Regions from separate parts of the Homo sapiens genome. Here region 2 is linked to region 1. The links are chromatin loops, found by intact Hi-C in ENCODE. Cell type or tissue: ascending aorta. All regions are shown on one strand. Links, peaks and the distances in the headings refer to the core of each region. The heading gives the core; the rest is flanking DNA.

The links. A loop is a pair of places that touch in the nucleus more often than their neighbours do. Peaks named below come from ENCODE experiments on the same cell type or tissue, not always from the same donor. Only the 100,000 strongest peaks of a DNase experiment are listed, where the experiment ranks them.
Region 2: it touches region 1 in a loop (2.4-fold over the local background); 2 of 110 quality-filtered maps call a loop at or near these places.

The regions. Positions count from the first base shown.
Region 1 is chr10:50,997,900-51,006,246 of GRCh38, reverse strand. It overlaps a transcript of PRKG1 not described here. Among named protein-coding and RNA genes, the nearest start is that of PRKG1, 72 kb to the left of the region's middle. In ascending aorta, for the core only: a CTCF peak has its summit at 4,462 (motif pointing left); no DNase peak of the experiment used is centred there; H3K4me3 peaks cover 2,155 bases; H3K27ac peaks cover 8,000 bases.
Region 2 is chr10:51,385,101-51,393,447 of GRCh38, reverse strand. All of the region lies in intron 2 of PRKG1 (protein kinase cGMP-dependent 1), which reads right to left. Among named protein-coding and RNA genes, the nearest start is that of MIR605, 90 kb to the right of the region's middle. In ascending aorta, for the core only: a CTCF peak has its summit at 3,921 (motif pointing left); no DNase peak of the experiment used is centred there; H3K27ac peaks cover 2,760 bases.

The DNA.
Region 1 (8,347 bases), core at 91-8,090:
GTTCATATGTCTTCCCACATATTAGCTGATTGACTGATAGATCCAACTGCCTTGGGAGAAATAAAATCTGAAATAGTATTAGTCCACATGAAAAAGCTCAAATACAGTAAAACCAGTCTCTAAGCTGCAAACAGGCACTGGGGCTACACAAAGGCTTAACACTGACATGGGGAGATGGGCACATACAGAGAAAGTTCAGTGGAAGCACACCTCCCCCTCCAGCCTTCAGAGTTTGAAACTGAGGTCAACTGCACCGTTAGAATATCTACAAACAGCCCCTAACCCATATCTCTACATCTGCAACTCCACCAGATATGAAAAGTTATCCCCTCATTATTCCTGAGAACTGAACAACGAATAGACAATGAGAGGAGGGGAGAGAAAGGCTTTTGTGAAATAAGGCACCCAGCCTGGAAAAATATGCACAACTGTCAATGATCCCTGCCCACTCAGACATTCTAGCACTCTGAGCAGCTCTTCCAGCAATTCCAGTGTCTTTCCCTGAGCCTGAAATAGCTGGTCCCCTCAGGGTTCCTGCCTTATGGACAATTCATCACAGTGTTTCGTTTAAACTCGGCCTTCAAAAGCGGCTCTGCTAAGAAATTCATTCTAGAGTTGGTTGGGGTGTTAACCTGAGTGACAACACATTTTGTGATCTGCAAACCAGATCATAAAAAGACACTTTATGTTATTAATATGGTAATAATACCTAAACCATCTCATTTCCTTTTGTCCTATTGTTCCAATTTACAAATGTCCAGCTTACCATGTCACTGGAATATCAGTCTTTCTGAACTTCTTGATATTTGCTTGATTTGTCATTTTTGTTTTGTCCATCAAAGGAGACGAACAAAGATATCTTCTAAAATCCTTTCAAAGCAAGAGGCACTATAAACTTACTACCAAAACTAAATTTTTCAAAAGCTCTAAAACTTTTAAATCTGTGATTCCCGGGATCATTTTATTTTATTTTTTTTTAATTATCACAACCTACCCTGTTACTCCTGCACAAGAGTAGGCTGAAATTTCTAAGGTTATCCTTCCTCCTCCCCCAAAATGATTTTACCTTTTGGCTCCAATCACACGATTGAATACCCTTAATATGATTGAATTCTGATCCAAATAAATGTTTGCAAAGATATCGTTCAGTAAATCTAGTCCAATATCACTACAATGACCAAGAAAAAAATAATGAAATGAAATCTCTACCGAGGTTGCCATCCTATAAAAGGAAATCTCCACTGAGTGGTTCCAATACCATATATGTCCAAATCTCCCTACTAGCCTTTTGAAAAAAAAGTAGCTGAGAGACTTGGAATTTGTTATTTTCCCAAGTGGGAGCTAGAATATCAAAAATTTATTTTGATGAAAAGAAAAACAAATCATTATGATTCTTAGAGAAGGACTTGTGGTTATTTTATTTAAGAGCAATAGATACAGTTTTATCCTTATTTTCCTTATTTTCAAAATTACACTGTAGCAATTAATTTTTTTTTTCAGCTTAAACACACACACAGGCACACACCCACAAACATCAAACCAAGTGCACAATATGGACTTTATAAACCTGAAAAGTAAAAGGGCATGTAAACATCATTCCGAAAAGAGCATTCTCATGAATGTAACTCAAGTATAAAAAAAAGAACCTTCCACGTTTCCACTAAGTTTGCACATTTGATTTTTTTTAATTCTGTCTGTCTTTAATGTAGAAAATTAATTTTGTTTATGCTGCCAGCCCACAGTTTTTTGTTTTGTTTTTTGTTTTTGTTTTGTTTTGTTCTGATTTTGAGACAGAGTTTCTCTCTTGTTGCCCAGGCTGGAGTGCAATGGCACAATCTTGGCTCACTGTAACCTCCACCTCCCAGGTTCAAGCACTTCTCCTGCCTCAGCCTGTCCAATAGCTAGGATTACAGGCACCACCACGTCCGGATAACTTTGTATTTTTAGTAGAGACGGGGTTTCTCCATGTTGGTGAAGCTGGTCTCGAACTCCCAGCCTCAGGTGATCTGCCCACTTTGGCCTCCCAAAGTGCTGGTATTATAGGCATGAGCCACCGTGCCCGGCCAGTATACATTTTTTAATAGAAAAGTTTATAGATCATTTATCTCATATAGGAAGTGTATGTATAATCACATAAACTAAAAAAGTCAAATATTAATAGTTTTTTTGACCTAGGACTCTCACTGTTTGGAATTAATCCTATAAATAAATACATAAATAACATATGAGAAAATGTGTACAATATCAATTGCAGCATTGAATGCTTGCAAAAAACTTGCCAAAATATCAGTATCAATAAGCTGAGGTACATGAATACTATGGAATTACTATTCCATAGCTATTAGAAAGACCAATATGGACTGATCTGGAAAGAAGCCTAGGTACTATTATTAAGCAAAAAGAGCAGGTTACTGAGGAGTGTTATGGAATTATTTTATTTCGGGTGAAAAAATAAAACCCTCCAAATAAGCAGGTGAGTTCTCTCTCTACATATAAAGATTTACGGAAACATACGGAAAGTTTAACATTGGGTATCTGCTGGAAGACAAGTAGAAAGATTGGGAGGAGAAAATAAAATGTTTATGTTTTTATTATCTGACAACCAGCACACATTGTTTTTGCAATTAAAACAATCAAGGAAGCAGACATAGGCTAAGAAGAGATTAAAGTCAGCAAGTCTGAGATTTAGCGTATGCTCATAAGTATCACAAAAGCATGTCCGGACTTTTAACATGGCAAATGGGGATTTGGTACCACAAAACAGAAACTTTTTCTTCTTTTTCTAATTGCTCTAATATCAAGAAGCCCAGAGATTCCACAGCCTGTCTCCTTTTGTGTGGACACCTCTCGTGATGCCCTGGAGTCAGATGGTGAGTCTGGGTAACCGGGGGATTTCAATGTAGCATGCTTCAAACCCTGCTGCTATACTTCGGGAATTTGTCTTGGCCTAGATAACAAACTAGAAAGATCAGAGAAAATAAAAGATATTACTGTCTATTGCTTGCTTCACTATGTCCAATGCAGGCTAGGTGTTCTGTTGTTGTTGTTGTTGTTGTTGTTGTTGTTGTTGTTGTTGTTGTTTTGGCCCTGCAGACACGAGAAAGCATACCCAACATTCAATCTACCCTTGGTTCTCTCTGGCAGTCATAGACAGTGTAACATTGTTTTTTTCCTAACCTAGGAAACATATTGACTACTGTCCCAGAGAGCATTTCTATACATTGATAACCTCAAATAAATATATCACAGAATTTCAAAACACTTTTTATAAAAGCATCTTATTGTCAAACAGGGCATGAAAATGTGAACTGTTCTAAATTCTCAAGTTCCCTTCTTGCCTGTTTATCTAAGTATGATCTAACACAGTATCTGAGCAAAAAGACCAATTAAAGAGGCCAAGGAATAGCATTAATCCAAAACTGACTTGTTTTGACCCAGAGTACAACTTCCTTTTACCACTGACCCTTGATTGCTGGGACAGACCAAAATAAGTACATTTCTCCTCAGCGTTAAATCACAAATGATGCCAGTAGCAAGACTGCTTCACATCCAGGCCCCTGGGAGGTTTCACATGAAAGGGGTCACAGACTGAATGAAATAGCCTTTTACAGGAAGGCTGAATGGCACTCTCTGAGGGAATATTGATCCAAAAATGTACAGCCCATTAGACCCAACCCACAATGTAACCCTGTGTGGTATAAGCCAGACTACTCTTTACCCTAAAATTTTTGAGAGGCAGTTTATATTCAGAGTAGAGTATCTCATAAAACACTTTGCTATTCTCTTAAAAATATTTAGATACATGTAAATAAATAATCATATTAACTTGATTATTAAAATATTTTTATAATGGGAATCTCAGATTACAATAGGCCACATTAAGATTTAATTAATTACATTCTAGAATCACAGAATTATCAAGGAGATCAAGCAACCTATTATGAGTTTCATCTAATAACTGATCTAATTTTTTCCTATAATAATTTTCTTTTAATTTGTTATGGGGGTAGAAGGGAGTGAATAGGAAGCCATTCCTTTAGTCTCCTCACACATACTTTTTTTTTTTTACTACTATTAATTTTCCATTATTTCTCTGTTTTCTCCTCTCAGCCAAATATAAGTCCAGAGGTTTCCTCATAGGGGTTTTAGGAATTTCCCAGAGTCAATGTTCAAAGAACTCTCCATGCAAACTGTACTCTTTGTTTCTCTATTCCTTAAGACAAACATCGAGAAGAAAATTTAGCTTTTTAAATATATTCCCCAAAACCACTACTAACTGGAAAAAAATGTAAGACCATATGTACTTGATAATACACTTTTCAAACTTATAAATCCTGATATTGAGAAAGTTATATATTTGACAATATATTTTAAAATTCAACTAAAAGCCATTTCAAACTCCTAGTGGAGCCCACAATTGTTAAATATTATACTTCTGCTGCCATCTTGTGGTAATGGTTGAAATCTCTCTATGTCTCCCCCTCTATCTTCTCCCCACCGTACCACCTCTTTTTTGTTGTTTTTCCTACATTTAGGAGGGTACTTCTACTCAAACCTTAAGGATTCCCTTTCTTAAGCCATAGGGGAGATGACCTGAACAATGCTCTAGAAAGAAAAGTGGATGTTTGCAAATTCCTCATCCTGTATGTAATATACTTCTTTTCTCCTTATATTTTTCTCGTTTAACAAAGCCATTCCTTTTAACAATATAATTTAATACAAAAAACACATAGTTTTAATTTGGAATAATCTAATTTTTTTTCTACAAGGAAAGGGAACAGATTAAGGGAAAATAAATGTGTATCCTATCAAAGATTTTTCCCTTCCAAACTTTTTCCAAATTGTTTCTTTACAAAGAAAGGAGTCGGGGGAAGCACCATGTATTTCTGCTATAAAATACCACATGATGGAATGGCTCTTCACAGCCACAGGCATCTACTGTCAGGAATCAAGAAGGAGCCTGGAGGAGGAAATGAGAGGCCTCGCTGTGGAGACAGTACGGGAAGTGAGAGCTCCCCAGGGAACCCAGACTGGATGGAAGTGGGTGCCCCAGCATCCTTTATTATTTCTAGGCTGGCCTCTTCAGCCATGGACCTCACTGTCTCAAGGCAAGAGAGTTTATAAATCTGAAGGAGGATGAGAGTCAAATGTTTTTCTGATGATGTATTAATGTGAGCAATTTTTAACCAGAATGACTTATCCTCAAAGCAAGAATATATTTCATGAAAACCACCATCTCCATCTAACTCTATGTCCCCACAGCAATTCCTATGAAGAAGTTGACAAACAGCATGCAAGGAGTCATTCAAACACAGATACAGAGAGAACTCGGCCAGAATTCTTCAAACAGGGCAGTGGGGAGCAAAAACACAAACAGGAGAACAATCCATTTCATTCCTTGTTGAAAATGACTTTAAAACAATCTTTCCCAAAACTTTCTTGTGTACCCTTATTGACATTACGCACAATCTGTATTTTTACACCTCATTCTTAAAAAAAAAAATCTATGAACTCTTAATACTTAGCCTTACCCTCAGCAACATAGCTACACAGCATGGATTTGATGTGATTGTTGTATGTTTTCTCCCAACACTTATTAAAATATCTATAACTATAAAATAAATTCACTTCTCTACCACATAGAAGCATCCCTGGTGCCACCAATTATATAAACATCACACTTTGGGAACCATTGTTATGAAATTCAGGTGCTGGCTAAGTAGAATCTAGTGAATCTTACATTTACTTATAAATAATTAGCGTTAAGTGACACAGAGTCAAGATTCTGATTTTCAGAACCATAGCTCAGATCAGAGGCTCTCAAACATTTTTTTCTGCAGTGATTCACAAGATAGATGACATTCCCATGTGCAACATACTCTTGTGAAAAGACAAGACTGTCTGTGGATTATGTGCAATTTCCTGCCATGTATTTGTAATCTTCCCAGTCAAGAAAGCCAACTGGAATGCAAGAAAATGGCTATCCCTCGGGAGGTGCCTGTGAGTGCACGCAATCTTATTTTTTAAGAAACAAATTATTCATGAATTTTGATTTTTAAGCCATTATTTACTCATTTCTACCTTACAACTAATCAAATACACACCATTGTCATGGCACCACAGTTAAACCTGCCAGAGTAAAGCACAGGATATTGGATTGAGTATTTTGGAGTGATATTTTTCTCTGAGAGGAGACCAAATGGAGTGTGAACTGGTTTTATTCTTGGGAAGGCTTCAGGATTTTTAAAATTTGTTTTTTAATACGTTCTAGATAGTGCTCCTCTTACCTCTTCTCTGAAAAGTAGCATGTGGGAAGAGAAATGTATGGTAAGCTGAGGTTTTTACTTGGCTGGAATTTTTACTGTAAACAGACCTGGTTTCTACCCAAGGGTTTACAACCTGAGATACAAAATAATTTTCTATTTGGAAAATTTTTAGCATATGTAGCCAAGTACCTTGGTGACCATGTGATACATGAAATTAGTATTATCTGCACTATGGGGGCAATGAGAAGCATCAAGAAAAATATTAACATTTACCCAAAGGCTTATAGATTTGCTTATTAGACAATAACAGTACCATATAGTTGAATAAATAGACCCACAAATATTTGCAAGAGGCAAACATACAATTATTTTTAGAACCCTATAAGGTTTTTGCCAGTACTTTTCCAGCATTTGAGGTCAGAGTACTCAAATAAAGACACATCTGAGAATTTAAAACACATTTTAAAGTACTCTCTAAATTGGACTAAAAAGGAAGGAGAGTCTGAATTAGGAATAAGTCCGAGAGGATAATTGAAGAAGTGTAGTTGCAATATACCTATTACAAATAAAACAGTCAAACTAAATCCTAACAAGCTGATTACAGTAGTCATCTTCCTGGATTTGCCTTAATAAATAAACACTCAGATGAAATCAGCACAGTCATGTTATCATCTTGCACATGAAAGTGCTATCAGTGGGTTCAAATACATAACAAAATCAATCCAAATCAAATCCTTGAATAACAAATTAACTGCTTAGGACTAATTTCCAAGAATATATAAAATCAATATGTACTAGAAAAAGGTTGAAGATGCGGCTAGCACACTGGACAGGAAAAATTACAGTGTTTTAAAACTTTTGAGTCAATATAAACTTAATATTGATTGAATTTAAAACTACATAATTTTCTAAGGTAGTATGGGTTTCTATCATATTCATATGTAAGAAACAATTTTAAAATGTTTAAAATAAAATCAACATAGTATACCCCAAAGTTGGTGATCCATCAATAATGTTTAGTGAGCAGTGCAGAGAAAGTTAAGCATTTTTAAAACGAACTCTGTTATTTAAGAACAGCAATAAGTAAAACAGGGAGATTAGTTTCTACTACCAGTCATTATATAATAAAACAAATCTATTTAAAAGACATACATTTTCTGGATATATCCATTTTGCAGGGTGCAAATATTTTAAAGCTTTGTTTTGTTGTTGTTGTTATTTTGTTTTTTGAGATGGAGTCTCTGTCATTTTGTCGCCTAGGCTGGAGTGCAGGGGCACGATCTTGGCTCACTGCAACCTCTGCCTCCCAGGTTCAAGCGATTCTCCTGCCTCAGTCTCCCAAGCAGCTGGGACTACAGGCATGTGCCACCATGCCTGGCTAATTTTTGTATTTTTAGTAGAGACGGTGTTTCACCATTTTGGCCAGGCTGGCCTCAAACTCCTGACCTAAAGTGATCTGCCCACCTTGGCCTCCCAAAGTGCTGGGATTACAGGCATGAGCCACTGTGCCCAGCCTAAACCATGTATTTTCAACATGAACGATTAATAAATAATTATTTCTGAAACCTTAGAAAATTTAAATTATATAATATCTGAGACATCTGAGAACATGAAAGATTTTAAGAGATTAGAGTAATAGTTTGAGTAAGAAATCTGCTCCATATTTGCTGTCATATGACTTGTGCAAATAAAACAGATCTAACAGGAGTTACAGATGTTAAGCCAGAAGAAATACAAGGACCCGAAAGAGGGACACACAACACAGGCAGATCCAGGAGCATGGAAAAGGAGAAGAAAAATCATCACTGGGTAAAAGAAGGATGAAATACTTCAACAAGGAGTGGCAAACACTGAATCCAGTACCTTTTTCCGGGCTAAGCACTGGGCTATGTGACTAATATGAAGCACAAGCATTTTACAAACTATAAGATGCTGTGATCTACTTATAATAACAGACCTAAGAAGTAAACCCTCCTTTCCATAGGAAACTGATTTGGATCAACCTAGAGGGTTTTCACAGTAATAATTATTATAAGAAATGCACATTTGTAAATTTAATAAAGTGGTGACAGTTTGACACG
Region 2 (8,347 bases), core at 94-8,093, 390 kb before region 1:
GAAGTGAGGAGCGTCTCTGCCTGGCCGCCCATCGTCTGGGAGTTGAGGAGTCCCTCTGCCTGGCTGCCCAGTCTGGAAAGTGAGGAACATCTCTGCCCGGCCGCCATCCCATCTAGGAAGTGAGGAGCGCCTCTTCCCGGCCGCCATCCCATCTGGGAAGTGAGGAGCGTCTCTGCCCAGCAGCCCATCGTCTGAGATGTGGGGAGCATCTCTGCCCCGCCGCCCTGTCTGGGATGTGAGGAGCGCCTCTGCCCGGCCCCGCGACCCCGTCTGGGAGGTGAGGAGCGTCTCTGCCCGGCCGCCCCGTCTGAGAAGTGAGGAGACCCTCCGCCCGGCAACCGCCCCGTCTGAGAAGTGAGGAGCCCCTCCGCCCGGCAGCCGCCCCGCCTGAGAAGTGAGGAGCCCCTCCGCCCGGCAACCACCCCGTCTGGGAAGTGAGGAGTGTCTCTGCCCGGCAGCTACCCTGTCCGGGAGGGAGGTGGGGGGTCAGCCCTCAGCCCGGCCAGCCGCCCCGTCCGGGAGGGAGGTGGGGGTGGTCAGCCCCCCACCCGGCCAGCCGCCCCGTCTGGGAGGGAGGTGGGGGGGTCAGCCCCCAGCCCGGCCAGCCGCCCTGTCTGGGAGGGAGGTGGGGGGTCAGCCCCCCGCCCGGCCAGCCGCCCCGTCCGGGAGGGAGGTGGGGGTGGTCAGCCCCCCGCCCGGCCAGCCGCCCCGTCCGGGAGGTGAGGGGCGCCTCTGCCCGGCCGCCCCTACTGGGAAGTGAGGAGCCCCTCTGCCCAGCCACCACCCCGTCTGGGAGGTGTACCCAACAGCTCATTGAGAACGCGCCATGATGACAATGGCGGTTTTGTGGAATAGAAAGGGGGGAAAGGTGGGGAAAAGATTGAGAAATCGGATGGTTGCCGTGTCTGTGTAGAAAGAAGTAGACATGGGAGACTTTTCATTTTGTTCTGTACTAAGAAAAATTCTTCTGCCATGGGATCCTGTGGATCTGTGACCTTACCCCCAACCCGGTGCTCTCTGAAACATGTGCTGTGTCCACTCAGGGTTAAATGGATTAAGGGCGGTGCAAGATGTGCTTTGTTAAACAGATGCTTGAAGGCAGCATGCTCCTTAAGAGTCATCACCACTCCCTAATCTCATGTACCCAGGGACACAAACACTGCGGAAGGCCGCAGGGTCCTCTGCCTAGGAAAACCAGAGACCTTTGTTCACTTGTTTATCTGCTGACCCTCCCTCCATTATTGTCCTATGACCCTGCCAAATCCCCCTCTGCGAGAAACACCCAAGAATGATCAATTAAAAAAAAAAAAAATTCATCATGTAAAAATTCTGTTCATAGAACCCAAGAATTTATTTAACTGTTGGTCAGACTTAGAAGAGCAGAGGTAGAACATACTTCCTCTGATTTCTGTGGGATTTTTGCTTATTTACAATATTTCTTACATTTTATTCAAACATTTATCAGAAGTTCATATAATCGGTTTGAGGAATAAGCAGAACCAGTCATAACTTTCATGGGCAAGGAAAAATATCCATTGGAGAAAATAAGAGCATTTATTTTTATCCAGATAGAGTTCACAGTGATTCAGAACATTCTATAGTGGTTGTTGAAAACACCACCTCGTATAAAATAAATTATCCCACTATGGCAAAAAAGCAGTCAATGCTCATGTCAACAAGAGAACAAAATATTCAGGGAAATTAAACAGTTTTGCAAATAGCAACTGATGAGTTTCTATTATCCCCTATTTCTTTTTGGCAGGAAAACAACGGAACAAAGTTGGCCCTATTGGCTCTGATGAGCCCTAATCCTTTCTCTGCCTAGAGCATTCCACCTAACTCAGAAGGTGGTAAAATCCTCCCTACCACCAGATGAAAAATGATAATGTACTTTAGTGATAATATGTGTAAGCCTCAAAAGGCAAAGCCAAAGTGTGAATATTCTCTCCTAAAAGAATAGAACCATAAATCTTCCTCAACAAATACATTGACTAGCACAGGTGCAAGCAGGAACTTAAACATAGAGAGAAACCTAAAGAAAGATTCCACCAGTACTCTTCCACCAACCAGATTAGCAAACTTTGCCTCTAGCACACCTCTAAGGAAATCAATTTCAATGGTACCCTAAATCCAAAGTTACACAATATGTGAATTCTTTTGTTGTTTTAAACAAATTTTTAAAACTCACTCACTCTGCAGGAGGTAAGTTTTATAATCATTCATTCTAGTAATTAACTAAGAAGGCAGCAATGTGTTCTGGAAGCAGAAAAAAGAGTTCTGTTTCGGACTCTACCCTTAGAGAGCAAGGATGAAGAAACTAGGTTCTAGAATAAGCCAAATTTGCACTCCTCCACAAGTTCTACAATCTTGGACAGCCTCTCCCCCTCTCAGTGCTACAATTTCTGCCTCTGAGAAATGAGGATAACACCATAATCCACCTCAAATGATGTTTACGAAGACTAAATCAAAACCAATTATCTTTGCGCAGGGTTTTTCAACCATAGGATTATATAATAGATGTTTTGGACTGGATAATTTTTTGTTGTGGAGTGATTTCCTGTGCATTGTTGGATGTTTAGCACCATCCATGGCCTCTACCCTGTAGGTAACAGTAATGACAATGAAAATGTCTCTAGATATTGCCAAATGTTCCCTCGAGGCAAAATTATACGTGGTAATAATCAATGCTTACTGCCTAGCAAATGGCAACTCCTGAATAAATGTGAGTCCCTCTACTAGAGTACTTCAGTTGGTGTTACCTGTTGTTATAAGGAAGAAGCCTTAACCTCACCTTAAGAAAGTAAATACCACCATGGACTTTAGGTATACTAATGTAATAATAAAGGAAAAAGAAAATTGTTGATAGACTAAGTATTATGCAGTGTTGCAATGATATTTATAGGTACACATGAACTCGTGTTATCTTCAAAGCTATCCTAGGGAGTCAAGACTAAGTTTTCTCCAAAATTCTTTCCCATGAACATATTGCTTAATGATAATTTTATAACCTGAAGTTGAATTGTATGTAAACATATTGATTGTCACCTTGAAACAAGTTTCAAAGTGCCTATGAATATACGCATGTCATGAATGTGTATATCAATGTATTTAGCAGCCTGCAGTTTCCAGGAATATGAACCTGTCTGTAAAGTTGAAGCCAACTTTATGGGCCATAAATGGACACTGCCAAGAGCCTCACCCAGTGATTCCAGTTAGTCATTTCAGATATAAAGCCATGGTATGTGGCTTGGTGGAATTCCCACAGAGTTTTGCACTTTGGATGTGTTCCACATGATTCTGCCTTAAATGCTGTACTATCAACTGAAGTGTGTATGGAGTTTTGAAACATTTTAATTCAGCTTATTCAACTGAATGCCTCGACCACAAACATTCCTGCTTACCAAGCACATTGGCTCTAGCTAGAATCAAGCAATTAGGGAGGGATGACATTCTGCCAGATTTTGCATATGGCCAGTGGACTGAAATTCATTTGGGTCCATAAACATACTTTTCCACAGATGGGAATTTCAAGAATTTGAAAGAGTCAAAGCAACCTTCTGGGAGCCCTCCATCTCCCTATCTAAGATGGAATACAGCTGTCCGATTGGGCTGCTGGCAGAAAAGTCACTGAAAGTGACATTTCTTAGTTCCAAGATGTTCTTGTTCCCTTATCATTTTATGTATTACTCAATAATCCATCTGTATATGGGAAGTAATTTGTGAGCTAATCCAGCATTATTATTTCTCTATATATGGAAAATAACTTATAAGCTAATCTAGTATTATTATCTCAATTTTTAAAAAGAAGTTACTGAGAATAAGGGAGCTTAACTAAGTTGGCCAAGGACTTGATGGGACACCCACCAAGTAGAAGGGTGAAAGTGCAAACCTAGAGCTGTCTGCCTGCCCCAGGATGCCCCCTAGTGGCTGACAGGCAATACCAAGGAAACTGTACAGCTGTGGCGGCATGTTAGGGGTGATCAATAGAGATGAAATTTAGTTAAGTAATTCTAGTACTGTGAGGAGTGTAAAAGAATGATCGGTGTTTGAATATTATTTTTAGGTTTTCTATCTGTGGGGTTCTTTTCCTAACCAGGACTGACCGCTTTTATTCTGTGGCATGGGGCACCAGGATAAGGAATAAAAAAGTTATTTCTCTAAGAGTAATGTCTTTGCATAAGATTAAAAGGCCACTTGCATAACGGAAGCAAAGCTGTAAAAGTTATGAAAATTGGTCATAAGAAAGAGGAAAAACAAGATATCTTTTAAAAAGATTTGTACTCGTTTCTTAAGGAATGTTTAATCAGAACTCTTGTTTCCAAACTACATCAGAGGCAACTTTTCCTACAAAAATCCTGTAATTGGCTATCACAAGTTATACGCCTGGTCAGTACAATTATATTGCATCCCTGAAGCATTACCTAGATAGACAGATTTAAGAAGAAACCTATTTTTGTATTAATACAATAGCAACTTGGAATCAATTACCATGTTTCAAAGGACCCTCATTAGATCTGCTGTCAGTTGCACAGAATTCATAATTTGTCTTTATTGCAAATGTATTTCTGTTATTTTCCACTAGCAACCAAAAAACTAGAACGCTGGTGAGAAAAAAACTTCCTTTTAACCAGACCACCTTGCTGGTTGGTATTCCTTATTACAGTACAGAGTCAACTACATTATTTTCACAGTGTACTTACTTTGACATGAGTTTACTGACAACTTTCCTAGACAATTTGTTTTTATAAAATATGTTATAGAATTATAAAGTTACCAAAACAATCTAGAGGCATCGTTGAGTGTTAGGAGAATTTAATTGGAAAGACAGAATTTTTTTTTCCTCACATGACATTGAACATTTCAAAAACACTGTTGCCCTTTTACTGAAAAGCTAATATTTCCCTCCAGATTTCTGATTCTCATATTCATAGGGCCTTTGGTAAGCTAAACTTTAACTTGAGGCTCAAGACTATATAAATATTTATCATGGACAGAAAATTTAAAAAGAAATCTTAGTGATTTTAGGCATCAAAAGAGATTTGTGTGGTGTAATAAAAGAGTCCTGGACTTAAATTCAGGGGGTTTGCATCTGATCTTTGATCTGTCACTATTTGAGCTAGTCTCACTGGACTCGGTTTCTTTACCTCAGAAGTAAGAGAGTCAGATCAGATGTCTTCACATATGCCCCCAAACTGTGGCAATATGTGATGGCTATAGGGAACACTTTAAAATAAAAGGGGGAATATACATTACTAATGAAAAGAAAGTGTCCCAATTCAAAACACCAACTCATAGTAACGGTCTTATATATGGCTTGAAACAAAAATGTATTTTAGGGTTTGATAAAAGTAAGTTTCAAAAATATACCACATCATTTCTTCAACTCTTAAATTAGAACATTAAATGTTAAACACTTTAAGAAATAAATGAAAAAACAAAAATATCATTGTCAGTCAACCCACTAACTTCAAAGCTGACATTCTTAATTTAGATAGTAAAAAACTGGATTTAATTTTAAAAATGACTTCATACCATATGCCCAACATTAAATGTTTATTATTAATAATAAAATATATCAGTAGCAGCAGTCACTTTTAGAAAACCAGTGCAACTTAGATAAGTCCAAATAGAATGAAATATATTAGAACATAATGGAGGAGAAGGGAAATGACTCCATGTGTAGAAATGAAAATACAACTTAATATGTTTAAAAGAAATAACAACTAAAGGGAGTTAGCAAACTACATGAAATAATTTTGTGTCCTGCTATGTGGCACTTAACCAGCCAGAAAGCTAAAAGCTGGCCTTTCGAATATTTGTCATATGAATGTTTCAATATCAATTCAGGTACCAAGCCTTCCTAAGTGAAACAGGCAGAAAACAGCAAGGGTTCATCATTGGGTTGGCAATAAACAGGTAGTAACTATTCCTGCTGGGAGAATTCATCTCTAAAAAGAGGTGTGATGGACTGCAAGGACTTTATAGCCAAAGAAAAATGACTGGCTACATAATTTGTAGTGCCCAGTGGAAAATGAAAATGCAGGGCCCCTTCTTTAAATATATATATTAAGTTTATTTAAATTTCATATATTTATATATAATATTTACATATTTAAACTTATTTTTATTTATATGTATATATATAAAATATATAACATTTCAAGAGGACCACTGCAGAACATTAAACCAAGTGCAGACCCCCTTGACCACGGGCCCTGTGGAACTACACAGTTCCCACATTTATGGGGCTGCTTGTCCTGTAGACAGTTCATTTCTTGTTCAGCCACTTATTAGTTCTGTATGGGACCTTGTGCCAGATGATTGGCTGCTCTCACCTTCAGTTCTTCATTCGTAAAATAATTAAAACTATATAAGTACCTCCATAGGCCTGTTGTAAAAGTCACATTGACCAATATGTATTATTTTTTAAATATACTAGTATCAATAGCTTGGTGGGTGAGGACACTCCTCTTTATGATTACAATTTATAAAATTCTATTTGTAAATCCCAACAGTTTTTTCTTTTCTTATGAGGTCTTAAGAAAGAGGTGAATTGATAAGCAATGAACATGAATATTCCAAAGCAGGTAACCATTTTTATCTCCAACACAAAGACTTTGTGGTTCTTACTGATTTCCCTTAAATGATTTATTATAAGAATACAAGAGTGCTGTGATGATTAATTTTATGTGTCAACTTGACTGGGCCATGGGATGCCTAGACAATTGATCAAACATTTTTTGGGTGTGTCTCTGAGGGTGTTTCTGGATAAGATTAACATTGGAATTGGTAGGCTGAGTAGAGCAGATTTCTCTCTTGAATGTGGGTGGACTTGATCCAATCAATTAAATACCTGAACGGCACAAAAAGGCCGAGTAAGAGGAAATTCCTCCTGCTTGACTGCTTAAGCTGGGACATTAGTCTTTTCCAGCCTTTGTACTTGGAATGAAGCATGCACTGTTCTTGGGCCTCTAGCTCATTGGTTTCTGGACTAGAACTTAGATCATCAGCTCTCCTACTTCTCAGGCCTTTGGACTCAGACTCAATTACACCATCACTAGTCCTGGGTCTCCAGTTTGCCAACTGCAGATCTTAGGAATTTTCAGCTTCCATAATTGTGTGAGCCAATTCCTTAACGTTTCTTTAAAGAACCCTGAGTAATACATGACTGCTATAGAAACAGTCACACTCATATTAATGCAAGTCCCTGATTTTCCTAGAACAAAAATATTGTAGACAATATTTTATTGCTCTCAGTTCACCATGGGATCTGAAAGACTGAAACATCTGAATAATGGAACAAGAGGAAACATTCTCTTGGAAAAGGAGGTCTAATGTGTATGCAACTTACACCATATAATTTTCAAGAACACAAGGCATCTATACTGCTTTTTAGTAAATTTAACTTTTATTATCAGTAAGAATACATTTTTACACTCTAAACCAATGAGAAATTTAACTCATGATTCTTTCTACTCTTGAAGGTGAAGATTTTGGAGATTATTAAAGTTCAGTGCAACCTCTTTTGTATATATCCTCTTGATAGACACCTATTAGTAGAATAGAAGGGAGAAATGTGAGAGAGGAAAAAGAAAACTAGGAGATAATCCCTGTGGCTTCTTTTTGGCCTCTACTCCTTTTCAGTTCAAAGAAATATAGTAGAAGAAATAAAGAGACTTTCTGATTTTAAACCATCAGGTTACTATTTCAGAGTCTGGGTGGCTAAAAACCCCATGGGGGCACTGTGAATGGTCCCTGATTTAAGGACTGGTTTGTTTGGGGCCAATCCCATGAATGAGGGCTTCGATTCAGAAAACCAAGGCCAATGTAGGAGTCCATCACAGGGTCTGATTCTGAAGATGATGAGGGCTTAGAATGATAAGCATATTCACATGTGCCCTCTGTTAACCTGACCCAGGGAAAGGCTAAGAACACATTTGGTCCATCACAGGAATGGAATGGGCTACTGTGGGTAAACAGCATTCACTTAATGGATTGGGTTAAAAAATTGCTTGCATTTAAAAAATAGATAAATGAATTACTTATTTGATATATTGTCCTTAACGTATGCATTATCAACCATTATTTAGAGATCTCAGGTTCTGCTGTTTATTTTCACTTGTCTTTTTTGTTACAAAGATTGACTGTGTTAAATAGGAAGAAATACACTGTGTGAATGTTTTAATATCCAGTCATCTTTATATATGGGTGATGTTGACATCTGGAATATTTGTCAACCAGAGCACCATTACTTTTTTTCTGATAACACATAATGTATCGCATTACCCAACCAAAGCCGTTTCACAAGGCCTTAAGGCATGCACTTTAAGCACTCCTGTGTTTTTAT